Linked DNA regions of Homo sapiens: region 2 is linked to region 1. A link is a loop called in an ENCODE intact Hi-C map of the cell type or tissue named here. Cell type or tissue: HCT116. All regions are shown on one strand. Each heading gives the region's core, and the rest is flanking DNA. Links, peaks and the distances in the headings are about the cores only. Region 1 overlaps RTL9 (retrotransposon Gag like 9). Region 2 has its middle 110 kb from the start of TMEM164.

What was found. Hi-C counts contacts between places; a loop is a spot of excess contacts. Peaks named below come from ENCODE experiments on the same cell type or tissue, not always from the same donor. Only the 100,000 strongest peaks of a DNase experiment are listed, where the experiment ranks them.
Region 2: it touches region 1 in a loop (5-fold over the local background); 7 of 110 quality-filtered maps call a loop at or near these places.

Annotation. Positions count from the first base shown.
Region 1 is chrX:110,402,735-110,412,355 of GRCh38, forward strand. All of the region lies in intron 1 of RTL9 (retrotransposon Gag like 9), which reads left to right. It also overlaps a transcript of AMMECR1 not described here. Among named protein-coding and RNA genes, the nearest start is that of RTL9, 49 kb to the left of the region's middle. RefSeq lists an enhancer at 5,294-5,343. In HCT116, for the core only: a CTCF peak has its summit at 5,597 (motif pointing left); a DNase peak (open chromatin) is centred at 5,577.
Region 2 is chrX:109,886,552-109,896,172 of GRCh38, forward strand. No RefSeq gene overlaps it. Among named protein-coding and RNA genes, the nearest start is that of TMEM164, 110 kb to the right of the region's middle. RefSeq lists an enhancer at 4,389-4,683 and a silencer at 4,467-4,536. In HCT116, for the core only: a CTCF peak has its summit at 4,533 (motif pointing left); a DNase peak (open chromatin) is centred at 4,540.

The DNA of each region.
Region 1 (9,621 bases), core at 4,371-6,870:
GAGGGAGGTCTAAAGACAAAAAGAGGGCTTTAGTTATTTTTTGAGCTTAGGTGTAGGTGATGGTTGGGGGTAAGTGACAAAAGAAAATAGGTCCTGAAAGGGGGGTGTCTCCTTTCATGATTAGGAACAGAAGAATGAACTCAAGGACTGCCCCCTTTTCTTCAGGAAGCAAACAACTTCTGAGGGTGTGACAGGGTTCACTGGGTGTTCCCCTTTAAGGGAGGTTAGCCCCTACGTGAAGCTGCTTGGCTGGTAGAGGATAATTGGGTGTTCCCCAATCCAGATAAGCAGAAGCTCAGGTGCCCCTCCCTGTAGGCTTTTCAGCTTTCTTTATCACTTGCTAGGCAGGCCCTGCCATCCTTGGGAGTAGGTATGAGAGAGGGAGTTGAGAGGCCAGGCTTTCCCTGCCCCTGTTCTTCACAGAACACAGCTGAAAAAGGAAGGCCAGAGATGTGACACCCCCCAGCCCCAGGGATTCTACCACACATTGCAAACCTCACAGAGGATGCTTATTCTACAAAATTTGTGGGCATATTCATAGGTACTATGGAGCTAAATAATTTGAAAACAATAACAAAACCCATTTACTGATTATTTGGTTAATAAAGACCTCATTCCTTCAAAGTATGTTGCTAGGAGCCACTGAAAGTGGACTTGACCTGAGGAGCAGCAAGGAGCTTCCTCCTGCTGTATACACAGACACACACAGACAGACAGACAGACACACACACACGCATGCGCGCACACACATGCACATGCCCGGATCCTTCTCCAAACACGTCCATGATACCAGGGCAGCAGAATTGGGGCACATTAGAGACACAGGCTCTGCCCACATTCTGAAGCTCCCTGTCATTCCCAGGTCTTGGTGCTTGGCCAGACTCCCCTTACCCAGACTCATAGCCTCATAGCTATCATTCCAAAACCCCAAAAGCTCTGGAAACTGAGAGCCTTTGTACGTTTATGACAAACTCATTTGGCAGCGCAACTTGAACTGACATGAGGTTATTTATAGTCTTTATTTTTCACACCCTGTGTGAATATTCATGTGTTTTTGCTCCAGAAATATCAATGTACTTGATTACTGGGTACTGCCTCAGACCCCACTGGAGGTGATATATATGTGCTGTATACACCCAATCGCCTTTTAAAAGTCCAAAGCATTCTGAATTCCTTCAATTATACTAAGCCTCCCACTGTCTTATAATGATCTGTTTGGCATGTCTCCCTCATTAGCCTGTGAACTTCTTCTCCAGTGCTCAGCACACAGTCCAGCATGGGGTGGAAGCTCGACTAATGTTTTAGGAATGAAGAACGAACAGTCTTTAGTGATTCCGGAGACTTGTTGTCATGTTCTTTCTTACATCTAAACTAAAGTACGTCATGCTACCATTCGTTTATTCTGTGCCATCAATAGCGAGGAAGAACAGTTGGTCAGGCTCCTTCATTTTTTTTCCTCTTGAGGCTAAATCGTCCTTATAATCCTAATACCTTTAACCTTTTCCCCTAGATCCTCTTTTCCAATCCCTTAATCGTCTTCATTGCTGTCTTCTGAAGTCTTTACAGGTTCTTTCCTTCCGAAATTGTGGCCTAGTGCTTAGGATAGGGCTGCAAAGAGCCCAGCTATTACACATAATAGGCCTCTGGTTTCTATGGTGCTTTTCCGATCAGTTTCATTTGGCTGGGCTAAGAAGCTTTGCCTTTAAAAATACACTCGCAGGACAAACTCCAGGGGCATGAACAACTTTCACCTGAGCATGCTGGTTGGTAATAGGAAGGGAAAATAGCACTGTCTGATCATAAGAAACTGTAATTACGAAAGCTGAAAGCAACAGGTAACACATGCAGTAGGCACCTGTATACAAAAACCACTGTTGATAATTACGGTACCTCAGCCTATTATTTTTACCTTGGGAGAACCGGCCTTGTTTGTGCGCATCATGTGCCTTTTCTCTCATAAGGTTGCTAAAGGCCATTTCTGACCACTTCCCATTAAATTCAGGGAGTGAACCTGACTCTGTCAGGGTTGCTGAAAATCACCGGATTAAGTTAAACTCACTAATTAAGCCTGTTAGACTTCCTGTAACTCACGATTTTTCTTGGCATAAGTAAAAACATTTCACTCAGAGGCAAAATGTGTTATATTAATAACCAGGAAACAAGAAAATACACATAGTAGCATTTTCGGAAGCAAATTCTGTCATCCGCATTCTGTTGAAACGGCCATTGTCATTTCTCCTAATAGCCTAAAGTGTTTACTTTTGGGGTGGAAACTATACATACTGTGATGGAGATTCAGAGATACGCTTTTGTCAGTTAAATTCGAAAAATATATTCAGGTGTGCTTGTTGTGTCCCCCCCCCCCCCAAGCATGAGTCAGAGCCTTTCATGGGGTTTTGTGTAAATGTATTTTCTAAGAGGTGCTGTTGGGATTTTGCATACAGGTCATTCTTTTTAAAAAGGTCACGTTGCAATTTTTCTATCCTTTCTTGTGTTGTTATCCCTCAGGGAAGAAGATGTAGAATGCCAAATTGCAAAGGGAGCTTGTAAAGAGGGGAACATTAAAATTGGATAACCAAGAGCTCCCAGAGAGGGCCTCAATGGCTGAAAGGAGCCCCTTCTGAGCAAATGGGTAGCAGCGTAAAAGCCAAATTAACCTGGGAGGAGAAGGTATGGAACTTTTGGAGAAACACTTTGTTTACCTCACCATCTTACCATATCCAGCTGGCTGTTTCTCCAAGAATGTTAGTGCTCCAGAAGGGAGGGAAACCTGTCCCCACTGCTAATAGAAGAGGCTGAAATTTTCTTTCAGAGTTTCCAGATGTCCTTGGCAAATGCTAGCAATAGTCATTCTCTCTCTTTTAATAATTATAATAAGCTGCTTTTTAAGGGAACATTAACTGTGTGGTAGGCTCTATGCTAAGTGTTTTATATAAGGTATCTCTATTAATCTTCACTATGATCCTTCCAAAAAGGTATTGCTATTACCCTCAATTTCCATAGGAGGAAACGGGCCCAAAGAAGTTAGACAACCTGGGCAAGGTCACCCAGCTAGTAAGTGGAGGAGCCAGAACTTAAACGCAGATCCACCTGACACCAACACCTGGTTCTGAACCATGGTGTGCAAGTCCTTGTAAAGTCAAACAGTCTCTTTAATAAGCTTGACTATATTTTCTCTTTTACCAAATCACAGAACATCTGGTCTGCTTAATTTTATGAGACTGTAATTACAGCAATGAAAAGGATGTTAGCCTACTCTGAAAACCCTAGCTGAAGGGCTTTCTATTGCTTTGTTTAGAGATTTGTTCTTTTCTCTCCACCTCCACCCCCGACTCCCCAAATTGGATAGTAAGTTCTTCAAGGAAGGTTCTGGAAAGTGGTTTTTTTTTTTTCTTCAAGTTCTGTGTTACATGTGCAGAACTTGCAGTTTGGTTACTTAGGTATACAAGTGCCATGGTGGTTTGCTGCACCCATCTACCCGTCACCTACATTAGGTATTTCTCCTAATGCTATCCCTCCCCTAGCCCCCCACGCCCCACAGGCCCCGGTGTGTGATGTTCCCCTCTCTGCTTCCATGTGTTCTCATTGTTCAACTCCCACTTATGAGTGAGGACATGCGGTGTTTGGTTTTCTGATCTTGCGATAGTTTGCTGAGAATGATGGTTTCCAGCTTCATCCATGTCCCTGCAAAGGACGTGAACTCATTCTTTTTTATGGCTGCATAATATTCCATGGTGTATGTGTGCCACATTTTCTTTATCCAGTCTATCATTGATGGACATTTGGGTTGGTTCCAAGTCTTTGCTATTGTGAATAGTGCCGCAATAAACATAGGTGGGCATGTGTCTTTATAGCAGCATGATTTGTAATCCTTTGTGTATATGCCCAGTAATGGGATCGCTGGGTCAAATGGTATTTCTAGTTCTAGATCCTTGAAGAATCTCCAGTGTCTTCCACGATATTTGAACTAATTTACACACCCACCAACAGTGTAAAAGCATTCCTCTTTTTGGTTCTGGAAAGTCTTATGCTCCTCTGCTTTCTATAGTTCTCATAGTGCCTGGCATGTAGTGTGTGCTCCATAAATATTGACTGATTGATGAATGTGTGGATGTTTCATGCAATAGTTTTTGGGTTGTTCAACACCATTTCTTAATGCTAAGCAAACAGGTTAGAACCTTCAAGATGTCTGTTGTCTTAATCTAGTTGCTTGCACTGAGGTAACTTTTTAATATCATCTCTGCACAGGAGCTGAATGCCTTCTTTGGCACCTGGATGATTGATTGTGTTTTCTCCTTTTCCTCGGAAAGCTCTGGTATTGCGCAAACGCTGCTTTAGGTGATTAACAATGCCGCCAACTTCACCAGTCACCTTTGCAGACAATTCTTGAATTTTATAGGAAAGTGGGAACCTGTTTAAGTATAGTTTCTAGTTAATTCTGCTTCCCCATCCTGGTTTGCTCAATGCTACATAAAAGATTTTCTTTGTGGAATGAGACAGAATAGAAAAAATAAAAATACATTCTCAATGGCTGGGTGAAGAGAGTCCTTGAGATTTTACCAGCTTGGTATTTCTCACTGTTGGAACTTCAACCCAGGATGCAGATTCATCCTAGTGAGCCTCACAGGAAACTCTGCCTTGGTCTAGAAGATACAGTGCAAATATATAGGATAGGACAGGTAAGGTCAGCAGAAGCCACTTTTCAGCACATACCATGTGATTGCTAGAATAATACAAATAACAACCATTTACTAGCAGATTACTATGTGGCAGGTACTGTGCTAAGCATTTTCCAGACATTCATTATTGTTGCCATTTTTCCAGGTGAGCAAACTGCAGCTCAGAGAGTCTAAGTGAATTTCTTTGTCTTTAAGCAGTATGAGATAGACCCTGGACTTGAACTCAGGTCCATCTGATTCCAGAGTACATAGTCCTTTTGCTACAGTGCTTTGCAGGGAGCTGTGCTGGCTTCTCAAATGGTTTGGGGCTATCTGTGTGAGGCTGACAAGAAAACTATTTAAAGGCTGGTAGAAGAGGGCCCTAACAGAAGGTCTGACTCTCATTTTCTTTCTATTTGCAGAAGATAATTCTTTCCTGTTTCAATATCAGAAGGGGATCTAGCTGAAGGCAAAAGGCCACAGGGTTCTGGTGAGGCACAAGTTCAAACCTTGCTGTAGTTGGACCTGTTCTACTGACTATCAACGGCCTGGGTCTGTGGGTGATCATAGTGTCAGGGGGCTGGAGATTGGAAGTTCAGAGTGGAAGAGCTGGCATATGCCGCAAAATGCACCCTGTTGGGATGGAGCAGGAAACTCAACTGCAGCTGAGTTTAGTGGGGCACCCAAAGAGAGTGGCAACAACAGGTATCAATTTAGAGAAGCACTTGGCTTTGGTGAAAGCAGAAGTCCTGCCCAGCCTAGCTGAACTGAGCAGGAGCAGGTGAGGCTTAGGAGTCCTGCCAGGTGCTAGTAGCAAGGATGGGACTCTAGTCCTTGGAGGCAAGGGTGAAGGAGTTGGGAGCCTGGGAAGAACCAGACAAAATCCCAGTTCCACAGAAACTGAATGACTAGACTGGTGGCTCTCAACTGAGACAATACTGCCCCCTAGGGGACTTTTGGAAAATGCAAGAGGGTATTCAGAGGACTGGAAATGGGGATGCTAGATGTTCTCCAACGCCCACGACAGACTTGCAAAATGAAAAATAGTCTAGCATCCCGAATAATTTTTGAATGTTCTGCTGGACTTCCATGGAGCTGAAAACTGCTTTTCTAATTATCTAAACTTTTACTATAAATGTTTTATACCTAAGCATAAAGGGTTTTGCTTCCCCTGCCCCGACCCCACAGTTTTAATCAACTATTCTGTAAAGATATGGAAGATTACATGGTTACAGAGGATCACACAGACTCATTCACCATTTCAGGAAATCATGTCAACAATTGTGATGTTGCTTTTGGAATTAATCAATATAACATATCAGTTTGTGTCCATAACTGTTGCATTCATGGGGATTCTATATAAAGGCACAAGCTTCTGACTACTTCATTTAATCATTCAATGTAGTCCTGTGTGAGCATTTACAGAGTTAAATACATAGTGTTTTATTATGTATTGCTTTATTTTCTCTTTATGTGGCAGGACATATAGCTATCTTTTTGAACTTATGCGTGTAGGTAGGTTATAGTACCTAGAAATTTAATTTCAGGATAGTAAAGGGGTGAAGCAAAAGCAGATTTATTATAAAAGAGAGGATGTTAAGTCTGATAAGGTTGAACACCACTGTGCTAGCCTGATGGCTTCGTGAGGGCCAGGACCATGTGTTTTGCTTCCGTTTGGCCTAATTAACTGAGGTGCTTATAAATAATGAATAATGAATGTGGATGCAAGCACACAGCTGGAGTCAGGCATGTAGGTCAGCATAGTCGGGGTATATAAAACTGGCAGGAGATGGGGACTTTTTTTTTTGAGACGGGGACTTTTGATCACCAAAAGAAGGCAGGATCCCAGTTATCAGAAGAGAAACCATAGTTCAGAGTTTGCCTCAAAGCTAGAGCGTCCTAATGTCAAGGCCCAGGGCTTCCTACAGTCCTCTTATCTTGAGACATGCTGGAGCCAAGGGACTGACGTCAGATGGTCCCAGTGGTGAAGAGAGTTGTGTTTACATTCTCACTTGCTGGTATCAATCGTAGGGGCCCAAAGACCTCACTACCTAAAAAGAGGGCTGTTTTCCAGCTTAGCTGTACCTCTTTGCATTGTTTTGTCTGGCCAAGACAGAGAGGATACCAGGGAAAATGAGGCTCGAGTATTGTACGTATAATCTGTCAATGCCCTCCATGCCCCCATTAGGATCTCAGGCTGTCTTGGCCTTCAGGCAGATCCAGCTCCCCCATTTTTCTGTTGTTGCTGCTGCTGTTTTTTTTTTTTCACTCCCCTGATCCCATCAATAATACGTGTACTCCTTCCTTCTGGGTCCTGTCCTCAAAGGTAACTGCTAAATATCTGACAAAGGAATGGCTAAAGCCTTCAGGGCTCCTGATAAGAGAATGGGCTCCCACTTAGCAAGAAGGGCAGGGGGCAGCACCTCACTTAGAGATATGGTACATAAGTACAGAGGGAGGTATTGAACCACCTGTTGTCAGGAGCAGAAGGGACCCTGAGGTCATCTGGTTCACTAGATCCCAAACCTGGCTGTACAATGGAATTACCAGGAATGCTGTTGAAATACAGATGCAGTGTGGCTCCTAATCCTCAGAGTCTGATTCAGTAAGTCCGAGATGAGGACTTGAATTATCTGCATATTATTAACAGTATCACTGGTGATTTTGATGAGGAACCCAGTTAGGGAAACCACTCAGACTGACTTTCTCGTTTTATGGGTAGCCAGCTGAGTCACCGACAGGGATGATGACTCGCCTCGGGTCACAGAGCAAGTCATGGCAGAGTTGGAAATGGAACTCAGGGTTTTTCCTCCCCTGTATTGGTGGTGGGACGATCTGACATTATTAGTGTGGGAAGAAGGACCTTAAATTTCACTGTACAAGCTGCTGCTCACTCTGCCTAGAGGTAGAGGACAGAGGGCATCTTAAAGGTTGTTTTTCGTTATAATAAGCAGTACATTTACTTCAGAGTTTGGAAGTGAATCAACAAAATACCCATCAAGATTAGTAGGACAAGAGGAACTCGCCAATATCTTTGACGATGTCTATCCATAGAAAGCCAAGTGAAATAATGGAGGTAATTATCCACCTATTTTCTTTGAACACTTTGACCGAAAATCTCCTGGTAACTGAGGGAAAATAGGAGCTTTTAAAAATTGTTGTCTCAAGTAGCCTGAATGACTTCAACTCCCACTTTACTTTTCTTTTTCTGTGGAGATGCTCTCCCAGATGCTTGTCTCCTGGGGGTAGCAGCTTTCCACAGACAAAATGTCCACAGCTTTGGGAAGCATGGAGGGAGAAGGGAAACATTAAGTGAAATGGGATGTCAGGTCAAGCTGCGTTGGTGGTGATGTAGTCACCTGTCGTTTCAAGATAACCTTTTGGATCCTAGATATGTCGTAGCTGGGGCCTTGGGACAAGTCCCAGCAGCCTCCAAGCCACAAGCTTATCATTTTGGCGCAATTCAAGGCAGCCTCCTTGAAAAGCTCCACGATGGCAGCTGCTCCATCAGCAACTGGATGAAAACAATGCCAAATCTCTTTATTTAAAATTAGGCACTTCCTATTTTGGTTCCTAAATGGCAAATCTATCTGCTCTCTGCCTCCAGTCTTCTGTGTCCAAAGCTGCCTTAATGTGAGGTATTTCAGCAGCGATCAGCAAGTGTCTTCCTATTTATAAGCAGCAGAGCTGCCATGGGTCACTGCACTTGTATCTCTGAGCAAGAGAAGTCAGGGGGCCTATTGGAAAGGAAAAATACTGTGGCCTCCGACAGTGAACCTTGGCGTGGGTCAGGGAAGACTGTTCAAGTGCACCAGAGAATGGAGCTGTGATGAGTTCAGTTTTGTATCACTGGCATGGAAGTCAGTAGCCTCAAGATCTGGGAAGAGTTTGGTCACCACTAATTTGCTACATGACCCTGGGCAAGAGTCGTCCCTTCTCTGGGCTTCAGCCTCACCATTTCTGGGGAAAAGGATGCACCATTTAATACATGGTGCCATTTACTGTGACAACCGGCCTGCCACCAAAATATAAAGCTGAATCTTTATCTCACTCCTTATTCCAAAATATAATCCAATTAGGTCAGATTTAGATGTTAAAAAGAGAAACCATTAAAAGATTAGAAGAAGGCATAAGAGAATATTGAGGTAGGGAGTCTTTGCAAAGCAACGAGAAACTGTAGAATCTATGAAGAAAAAGAATGATAGATTTGACTATGCAAAAATTTAACAACCTGAGTATGGTGAAAGATATCTCATGCAAAGTGGAAAGGCAACATATAAACCAGGATAAAGTCACAACATAGAAGGAAGACAATGGTTTATTATTCAGAATACTCCACCAGCTCCAGTGTAAGAAGTGCATTATTTTCTTTACAGCACTTACCATGATTTACAATGACATGATTTAGCTACTTGTTTTTCTATTATTTCCTCTGCTTACATGTTAGCTTCATGAAAGCTCAGGTTTTGCTTACTCACTATTATATTTCTAGTGCTAGACTGGTGCCTGGCATACAGTAGGTACTCAATAAATACTTGTTGAAGGAAGGAATAAACGAGCTTCTGTAGACCAATGAGAAGATAATGAACAATTCACTAGAAAAATGCTCAAAGAATAATGAACAGGCAATTCACAGAGGAAAGGCAAAGGGCCTATGCCCTATTAAAAGGAACACCAATCAGTAATAATTAAGAAATGCAAATTAAAACAATATTGAGATGATTCAGATGTCAGCTTTTACCTCTCAAATTGGCAAAAATTTAAAAGGTCACTAAAACCCAGGGTTTGTGAGAATCTGGTGAAACAGCACACTCATTCACTCTTGATGCACATCTGGAGGGCAACTGGAAATGTTATTTGAGTCAGCAATTCCTGTCTTAGGAGTTTACCTTTGCAAAATGCTCCATGTATAAGGATGTTCATTTAAACATTATTTGTAAATAGGAGCAAATTGAAAAAACTA
Region 2 (9,621 bases), core at 3,570-6,069, 520 kb before region 1:
TATTTGGATTAAGTATTCACCAAGTGTTTCCTATGTGCAAGGTATTGCAAGGGGTAAAAATGTAATTCAAGAAGAGTCTTTGCCTCTAAGACAGTTATTTATCTTGTTAGGAGAAATAAAACATTAGCATGAGAGACTATAAGAAGCTATCTGAAGTGGCCTCTTGTAGTATATGCAGGGAAGAGCGGTACATTCAGAGAGATACATATGGGAAACAATGAAGATCAAAAAGAGGAAGATATCCCTTCTGGGAAGGAGAAACAGGGGAAAGCTTTTTGAAAGCAGTTGAAGTTGAGATGAACAATGACAGTAAAGGGGGTAGTTTGTTTCAAGGAGAAGTAATTATGGAAGCAAAAGCATGGAAGTAGGAAAACATGGGTTGTGGTCTAGAAATGGCAAATAATCCCTCCTATTGAGACAGAGTATGAGGGGAGAATCCAGATATGTAACTAACCGGAAGGTCCCAGGCTATCCTTGACAGCAGGAATAGGGACAACTTGTTGGAACTGCTTGGAGCTGGACAATGACTCCCCTCATTCAGGTGGTTCTGGGTGAGGGGGTAAAGATGGATAGTCCAGCGGATTGAAGACTGTGAGTTGCTGGGGAAAGGATGCTGGGATCTAGAATAGGTTTGTGAATTTGGAAGAGAAGCCCTGGTGAGGGCTGGGAAGTGAGCAGGAGATAGGGAACAGAGTCCCCCAATTTTCCCCATTCTGTCCCACTTCTCTATTCTCTTCTCTCTCATTTGTGGCCAGCCCAAGCAAGAGACTGGCACTGAAAGAACAAGAGGGTGAGGTGGGAAAACTTCAGGGGTAGCATGACTGGCTGAGAAGGATAGGATTCTCTCCCTTTTTCTCTCCCTTGACACTGTTATCTACTGCCTGCAGGGGAGGCAGGGGTCTTGGTAGTGGGTAGAGGAGGGGAGGTGAGAGTAGCTATGGAAATCAGGGGCTAAAAGGGATTTTTCCTTCATTCTTCTTCACCCTTCGAAGATAGCCTTTGTCACTGCTTGCCCTGCCAGGCGCCTGGCCTACAAGGGGCGAAAAATGGAGAAAGAGATGGATATCCTCCAGCCATGCAGCTAGGGTGTCAGTTCTTCTTTTTTTTTTTTTTTTTCTTTTCTTTCTTTTCTTTTCTTTTCTTTTTTTTTTGTTGTTTGTTTGTTTTTTTGAGACAGAGTCTTGCTCTGTTGCCCGGGTTGGAGTGCAGTGGCACGATCTCGGCTCACTGCAACCTTCACCTCCCGGGTTCAAACCATTCTCCTTCCTCAGCCTCCCAGGTAGCTGGGACTACAGGCATGCGCCACCACACCCAGCTAATTTTTTTGTATTTTTAGCAGAGATGGGGTTTCACCATACTGACCAGGCTGGTCTCGAACTCCTCACCTCAAGTGATCCGCCCGCCTTGGCTTCCCAAAGTTCTGGGATTACAAACATGAGCCACCACACCCGACCAGGGTGGCAGTTCTTGGGTGGCAAATAGATGTGGTTAGTCAGACATCCATCAGAGAGGCTGCCTACCTCTTTTTCCTACGTAAACGGAGGGAAAATTTATTGCTATTTGTGACATTCCCTGTGCAGGAGGAGAGAGCAACTTACTGTCACCAGAGAAGTTAAGGCACGAGTTTCAAACTCAATTTGACAGCAGTAATGATAACCATAAAATAGCATTTAAGCTGGGTGTAGTAGTGGCTTGCACCTGTAGTCCCAGTTGCTCGGGAGGCTGAGGTGGGAGAATCACTTGAGGCCAGGGGTTCTAGGTCAGCCTGGGTAACAGAGGGAAGACCTGCATCTCTAAAAAAAAGAAATAACTAAAATAACTAGCTAGCATTGGTTGAGGGAATGCTGTGTGGCAGGCACTGAGCATCCTTATCTCACTGAATCCTCACAGTAAAAGCAGTACAGATGCAAGCCCTAAGGTCAAGCCAATCTGAGTTTAAGTCTTCACCCTGTCACTCACTAGTTAAAGCATAGTGCTTGACACAGAGTAAAAACTCAGTAAATACGGAATAAATATTCATCAATTAACAAATCAATTGATATTAGTCATTAATATGAATAAATATTACTATATACACACAATCAATCATATGAAGCAGGTACTATTACTATCTTCTTCTTATAAATGAGGAAGTTGAGGCCCTGAGAAATTAAGGACTCTGTACAAGTTTACACAGCTACTAAGTGGCAGAACCTGAATTGAAAACTAGTTGTCAGTGCAGAGTTTCTGTTTGAGATGATGACAATGTTCTGGAAATAGATAGTAGTGATTGTACAGCACTGTGAATAGACTTAATGCCACTGAATTATATACTCAGAAATGATTAGAATGGTACATTTTATGTTATGTATACTTTAACACACACACACACACACACACACACACACACACACACATACACACATCAGTTGTCAGACACTGGGATTTTAACCACTGTGTCATATACATGACCTCTCAATGGGCATTAATCAAGTTTCTATTATTCAGAAGACCCTCCCAATGTCATAAAGCGAGGGCTAAATTTGCAATCAAAAGACCTCTGTTCAAACACCGTATCTGCTTCTTACAATGAGTAAGTGGCTAAGACTTGTCTGAGTTTTCTTGGGCCAAAAGGGGTACAAGTCATACACAAGCCTTTCTCCAAGAGTTCACTTCAGTTGCAGACACTCAGGTCCCTGTAATGTTACTGGATAACCTTGGGGAGAGGGGATCCAGATCAATTTGAGCCCCTGACAAGGAGGGCAAGGAAGCTCTGAGCCAGCTTACCCATTCTTAGTTACTCCTCTTCCCAAAGTGAAATGTGGCAGCTACTGGGTGGGGACTTTTAAGAGGAAGTGAGACAGCTACTGATAGGGGAACTTGAGGAGGGCCCCCTTGGAAAGGGGAAGGAAGATGAGCACATATTGAGATAAACCATTTTCAGGGTGTTAAAACTAGATTAAAACCAGTGTTTTTACATGTCACAAAAAAGAAATCCACACCACAAACAATCCTAGTAGCTACTTTTCCTGCAAAAGTAATCATTCTTTTATCCAAGGTTCCTTGGGGATTAAACAACAACAACAAAAATCCCTCAAAGTCCTTGTCAGCTTCTTTGGTTCCTCTATGACTTTTTACTGTACTCAATGGAGAGAAGTGCTCAGTAACAACCGAGTCCCCAGATACACCATGACATTGCAAGAGAAGATGAAACATGAGGAAATCCACCCCCTTCCCATTTTCCAGACCACATCCTCCTCCCCTGTTCAATCTCCCTAAAGTTTTCACTAGGCTTGTTCAGGTCAGGAATGAACTATAACCAGTGGATGCTGCCCTCTGCTGCAAAGCAGGCTTCATCCGCGGCTGCACAGCCAGTCTTGGCTTCCACAAGACCTCTCTTGTGTTAATGATTCAAAGCACATGTTTGTAATTAAAAATAACAATAATAATTCAGGGTACCAGGCTGACCACGCAAATATAGTTATCCTGAGAGGGGGGCTTGCAGAACACCTTTCAGGGCAAATCCCCCACCACCTTTACATAGGACTGAGACAGCCTAGAAAAGTACAGAATGCTTTACTGTTATTTTCCTCATCCTGGCCCCATGCACTAACTAGACACAGTCTTTCCAGAGAAATACCAACATGACACAACCCCACGGGGGCATTGGGTCCCTCTGTTCTGGATTTGCCTCCTTCTGCTTCACTTCAGTTGTCTTAATTCCATTCACCTTGGTTCTCTGAGCCCCGGTTGACACAGCACACTGGCTCTCTACGCTCCCCTCTGTCTCCTTCTGCTGCCATGCCCTATTGTAGCCATGTCCTTCCATCTGGCACTCAGAAATCTTTCCCAAATGTCATTCTGCTAGTCTCCTGACACCTTCACACAATCTGCCCATCCTCTTGGACAGAGCTGACATGGTCCCCGAGGCTGGGGATGCTAGAGGCCACCTAGTAGCCACTAGGAAGCAATGCTTGTACTCTGTGCCCTGTGCACTCAGTGACAGGCAAGGAGGCTGTGGAACTATTCTCACAATCATCCGGACCTGTCTTCTCAACCCCATTGGTGCTGCCACCTAAGAGATTAACAAGGGAGGCCACTAGACTCAGATTGCTCAGATACAATTATAACTGGAAACATTGGGTTCTAAGGAAACACTGCATAAATCACACTCTTCCCTAGCTGGCTGACTGGCAATACGGTGGGATCCCTTTTGCAAGCCAGAATATGTTGGAATTATACTGGAGTGATGTGGACTATACTGGATTTTTTCAGATTTCTAAACTGCTTTAAGAAACATTCCATAGCTCCACTTGGCAAGATATAAACAAACTTGTAGGAAACTGGGTTAGTTTTACCAGTCAAATGAGTTGGCAGCCCAATTCTTCTGTCTCAAAGAGATTAATGAGCAATTAATTTCCCAGACCAGCTAAGCCTGGGAACTTCTGGGAGCTAACGGATTTTACCTGAAGGTGAAGTCCAGCCCACGTCCGTGGGCCACCACATCAGACCCTCCCAAGAACGCAAGGGAAGGCCTAATTTACATAGTTGCCCTGCCCCCTAGTGTCCACAGGCAGCAATAACAGCAGGCAGGACTCAAGCTTCTAGGTATGGGCAGCAGGGCTGCAGGGCTTTTTTTGTGCTCCACACAATGGCGCCTGGCTAAAGGGATGTGGGAATGAAATTAAGCTCATGCTCTTCTCACCAAGCCTTGTGCCCTGCACAGGACTGCATCCATCTGGAGGTTGACCTCTTTTTTCTAATCTGTCTGCCAAGAGGAGCCATTTTTTTTTTTGGTAATTCTATTTTAAAAATTTCCACATAGCTTGAGATTTCTAATGTCTAAAGCTACCAGAAAGGCTGATACCAATCCCATGTGATAGGCCAGGCCGTCGGCATGTACTCAAATGTATATTCCATTTCTGAAAATTCACTTGTCCTATAAGAATAGCTCAGGGTGTTTGTGTAGAAGTGGCCCCATTCCAGAAAATTCCCGGACTGGGAACTTCATAGTCATCCATCCAGCTATGAACTTCTGTTAGCTCCACCCCCAAAATATATCCTGAATCCATCCACATCTCTCCATCTTCACTCATTTCTGATCCAAGCTAGCAGAAATTTCTTGCTACAATGGTAGCAATACAGGGAAAAACATTGGCCTGCTACAATGGTCTCCCTGCTGCCACTCTGGCCCCTCCACACAGCAACCAGAATTATTTATTAAAATATATGTAAATTCATGTGACTCCCCGCCAATGGCTTCCCAATGGGTTTAGGATAAAATCCAAAGTCTTTCCGTGGGTTACTAGGCTGTGGATAATCTGTCTTCTGCTTAGCTCATCTACCTGTCGCTCACCACTCTCCTGCTCATCCACTAAGCTCAGCAACACTGGCCATTTGTTTTAATTGACATTTTTATTGAGATAATTGCAGATTCACATGCAGCTAAAAAAAACAAGAGCAAGATCTCTCATACATTTTGCCCAGTTTTCCCCAATGGTAACATTTTGGAAAACTGTAATATCATAGTAAGAATAGTGATGTTGATACAATCCACCTATATTATTCAGATTTCCCTGGTTTTATTAATATTTATCCTCATATGTGTGTATGTGTATTTAGTTCTATATAATTTGATCATCCATGTAAGTTCATGTGATGGATACCACCACATGTTAAATAAGCATATCATGGAAAATGGGGTATGCATCCTAAAACAGTAGGTCTTATAGTACATAGTCAAAGTACTGAACAGTGCCATCACCTTGAGGATCCCTCCTATTGCCCTTTTATAATCATATTCATCTCCCCCCACCTCCTTAAACCTAGGCAACCATTAATCTGTTCTTCATTTCTATAATTTTGTCACTTCACAGACATGATATAGATAGAATTGTACAATATGTAACTTCTGGGACTGGCTTATTTTCACTCAGCATAATTTTCTAAAGATTCATCCAGGCTGTTGCATGTAGTTTTTTTTATTGCTGAGTTGTATTCCACAGTATGGATGAGCTTCAGTTTAATCATTCACCCATTGAAGGGCATTTGTGATATTTATTTACAGGTCTTACATAAATATAAGTTTTCATTTCCCTGGGATAAATCCCCAAGATTGCAGTTGCTAAGTCACATTGTAAGCACGTGTTTAACTTTTTTTTGTTTTTTTCGAAACAGGGTCTCACTTTGCTCACTCTGTCATCCAGGCTGAGTGCAGTGGCATGAGCATGGCTCCCTGCAGCCTTCATCTCCTGGCCTCAAGCGATCCTCCAACCTCAGCCCACCCAAGTAGCTGGACCACAGGTGTGCTTCTGGCTAATTTTTTTTTTTTTTTTGTAGAGATGGGGATCCTCCTACGTTGCCTAGGCTGGTCTCAAACTCCTGGGCTCAAGTGACCCCGACACCTCGGCCTCCCAAAGTGCTGGGATTACAGGTGTGAGCCACCACGCCCAGCTACGTGTTTAATTTTTAAAGCAACTGCTAGACTGTTTTCCAGAGTAGCCATACCATTTTACATTCCCACAAGCAATGTATGAGTGACTCAGTTTCTCTACACCTTCACTAATAGTGGTGTTGCCACTATTTTTTATTTTGGACATTCTGATATGTATGTAGTACTATCTCATTGTAGCTGTAATTTGCATTTCTCTAATGGTTAACAATGTTGAATAGCTTTTCACATGTTTATTCTTCATGTGTATATTCTCTTCGCAAAATGTCTGTATATATCTTGCCCATTTTCTAACTGGATTTATCAAATATTGAGTTTTGAGAGTCCTTTGTGTGTTGTAGACATGAGTACTTTCTCAGATACGTGATTCGTACATGTTTTTTCCCAGTCTGTAGCTTGCCTTTTCATTCTCTTCATATGTACTTTCACAGAGCAAAAGTTTTAAAATTTTCGATGAACTATTTTTCCTTCTATAAACCCTGCTTTTAGGGCTGACTCTAAAAACTCTGCTGAACTCTAGATCCCAGAGATTTCCTCCTATTTTTTTCTAAAAGTTTTATAGTTTTTCATTTTATGTTTATGTCTGTGATCAATCCTGACTTAGTTTTAAAAACTTTTTATTTTTAGTGCTTGTGGGTATATAGTAGGTGAATATATTTATGGGGTACATGAGATGTTTTGATACAGGCATGCAATGTGAAATAAACACATCATGGAGAACGTGGTATGCATCCTGAAACACTAGGTCTGATTCATTCTTTCTAACTATTTTTTGTACCCGTTAACCATCCCCAACTTCCCCTGACCCCCCACTATCCTTCCCAGCCTCTGGTAACCATCCTTCTACTCTCTATCTCCATGAGTTCAATTTTTTTTTTAGCTCCCACAAATAAGTGAAAACATGAGGTTTGTCTTTCTGTGACTGGCTATTTCACTTAACATAATGATCTCCACTTCCATCCATGTTGTTGCAAATGACAGGATCTCATTTTTTATGGCTGAATAGTACTCCCTTGAGTATATGTACCACTTTTTCTTTATCCATTCATCTGTTGATGGACGCAGGTTGCTTCCAAATCTTAGCTTTTGTGAGCAGGGCTGCAACAAACATGGGAGTGCAAATATTTCTTGGATATACTGATTTCCTTGCCTTTGGGTATATACCCAGCAGTGGGATGGCTGGATCATACAGTGGCTCTGCTTTTAGTTTTTTAGAGAAATCGCCAAACTGCTCTCCATAGTGATTGTACTAATTTACCTTCCCACCAACAGTTTACGAGGGTTGCCTTTTCTCTGCATCCTCACCAGCATTTGTTATTGCCTGCTTTTTGGATAAAAGGTATTTTAACTGGGGTTAGATGATATCGCATTTTACTACTTCAAGTGAAGTGTGAAAACCTCACTTCTATTTATGTTTCTTCATCTTCCATGGTCTTAATTATCATTGTCCTCAGTATCACAGGGTGTTATAATTTTTGTTTCAGCAATCAAACATGACTTATAAAACTCATGAGGAAACTGATAATGTCTTCTGTGTACTAGTATATTTGTTTTATATACTTTTTTCCTGATGTGCCAGGATTCCTTCTTTTATCGTTTTTTTCTGTTTAAAGAGCTTCTCCTAGCTATTATTTAAGAGTTCTGCTAGTGACAAATTCTTTTAGTTTTTCCTTCATTTAAGAATGCTTTATTTCACTCTCATTCCTTAAGAATATTTTTGCCAGATATAGAATTTGCAGTTGACAATTCTCCTGTCTCCATACTTTCAAGTTGTGTCACTTCGTTCTTGCCTCCATGGTATCAGATGAGAAATCTGCTGTAATTTGAATTGGTGTTTCCCCATAGGTAATTCATTGTTTTTCTCTGGCTACTTTCAAGATTTCTTGTTTGTTTTTAGTTTTATTTTTCCTGCTTTCTTTCCTTATTTATTTATTTATTTATTTTTACTATTTCTTTTTTTTTAAAGATTTTAAACCACATTTTTATTCTTTGATGCTTCATTTTCAGACTTTTTAAGTCAGTCATTACATTTACATTGCATGAGGAAAATTTTTCCAGAACAACAGTGTGGAATAGTTCTGAATTATGCTATTCTACAGATAGAAAAAAAGTCCAAATGTCTTTAAAAATTTACTTCTTACTACCCAACATGTTTTTGCAAAGCAAGAAGTCTTTGTAAGACACCTTAAACAAAGTCCTTCAATTCTATAGCAGAGGAAATAAAATCCCCCAGAAGCCAAAGGCTCACATTCACATTGCTAGTGCATGACAGACCCAGGTGTGCTTCATTAGAGATAAAATACATTCCCTTTGGTATCACAGGAAGTTACTGGGGATGACTTGACCTCATTACTTAGCTAACGACTGGATAAAATTTCTTAATTATTTGAAGTAACATTGTATTAGTGTTTGCATTATTAATTTGAATAGAAAATAATCACATTTTTGACCCATTTATAAAAATTGTTAATGTTTATTTATTTATTTATTTTTTATTATACTTTAAGTTTTAGGGTACATGTGCACAACGTGCATGTTAGTTACATATGTATACATGTGCCATGTTGGTGTGCTGCACCCATTAATCCTCGTCATTTAACATTAGGTATATCTCCTAAAGCTATCCCTCCCCCCTCCCCCCACCCCACAACAGGCCTCGGTGTGTGATGTTCCCCTTCCTGTGTCCATGTGTTCTCATTGTTCAATTCCCACGTGTGAGTGAGAACATGTGGTATTTGGTTTTTTGTCCTTGCAATAGTTTGCTGAGAATGATGGTTTCCAGCTTCATCCATGTCCCTACAAAGGACATGAACTCATCATTTTTTTATGGCTGCTTATATTCCATGGTGTATATGTGCCACATTTTCTTGATCCAGTCTATCATTGTTGGTCATTTGGCTTGGTTCCAAGTCTTTGCTATTGTGAATAATGCCGCGATAAACATACGTGTGCATGTGTCTTTATAGCAGCATGTTTTATAATCCTTTGGGTATATACCCAGTAATGGGATGGCTGGGTCAAATGGTATTTCTAGTTCTAGATCCCTGAGGAATCACCACACTGACTTCCACAATGGTTGAACTAGTTTACAGTCCCACCAACAGTGTAAAAGTGTTCCTATTTCTCCACATCCTCTCCAGCACCTGTTGTTTCCTGACTTTTTAATGATCGCCATTCTAACTGGTATGAGA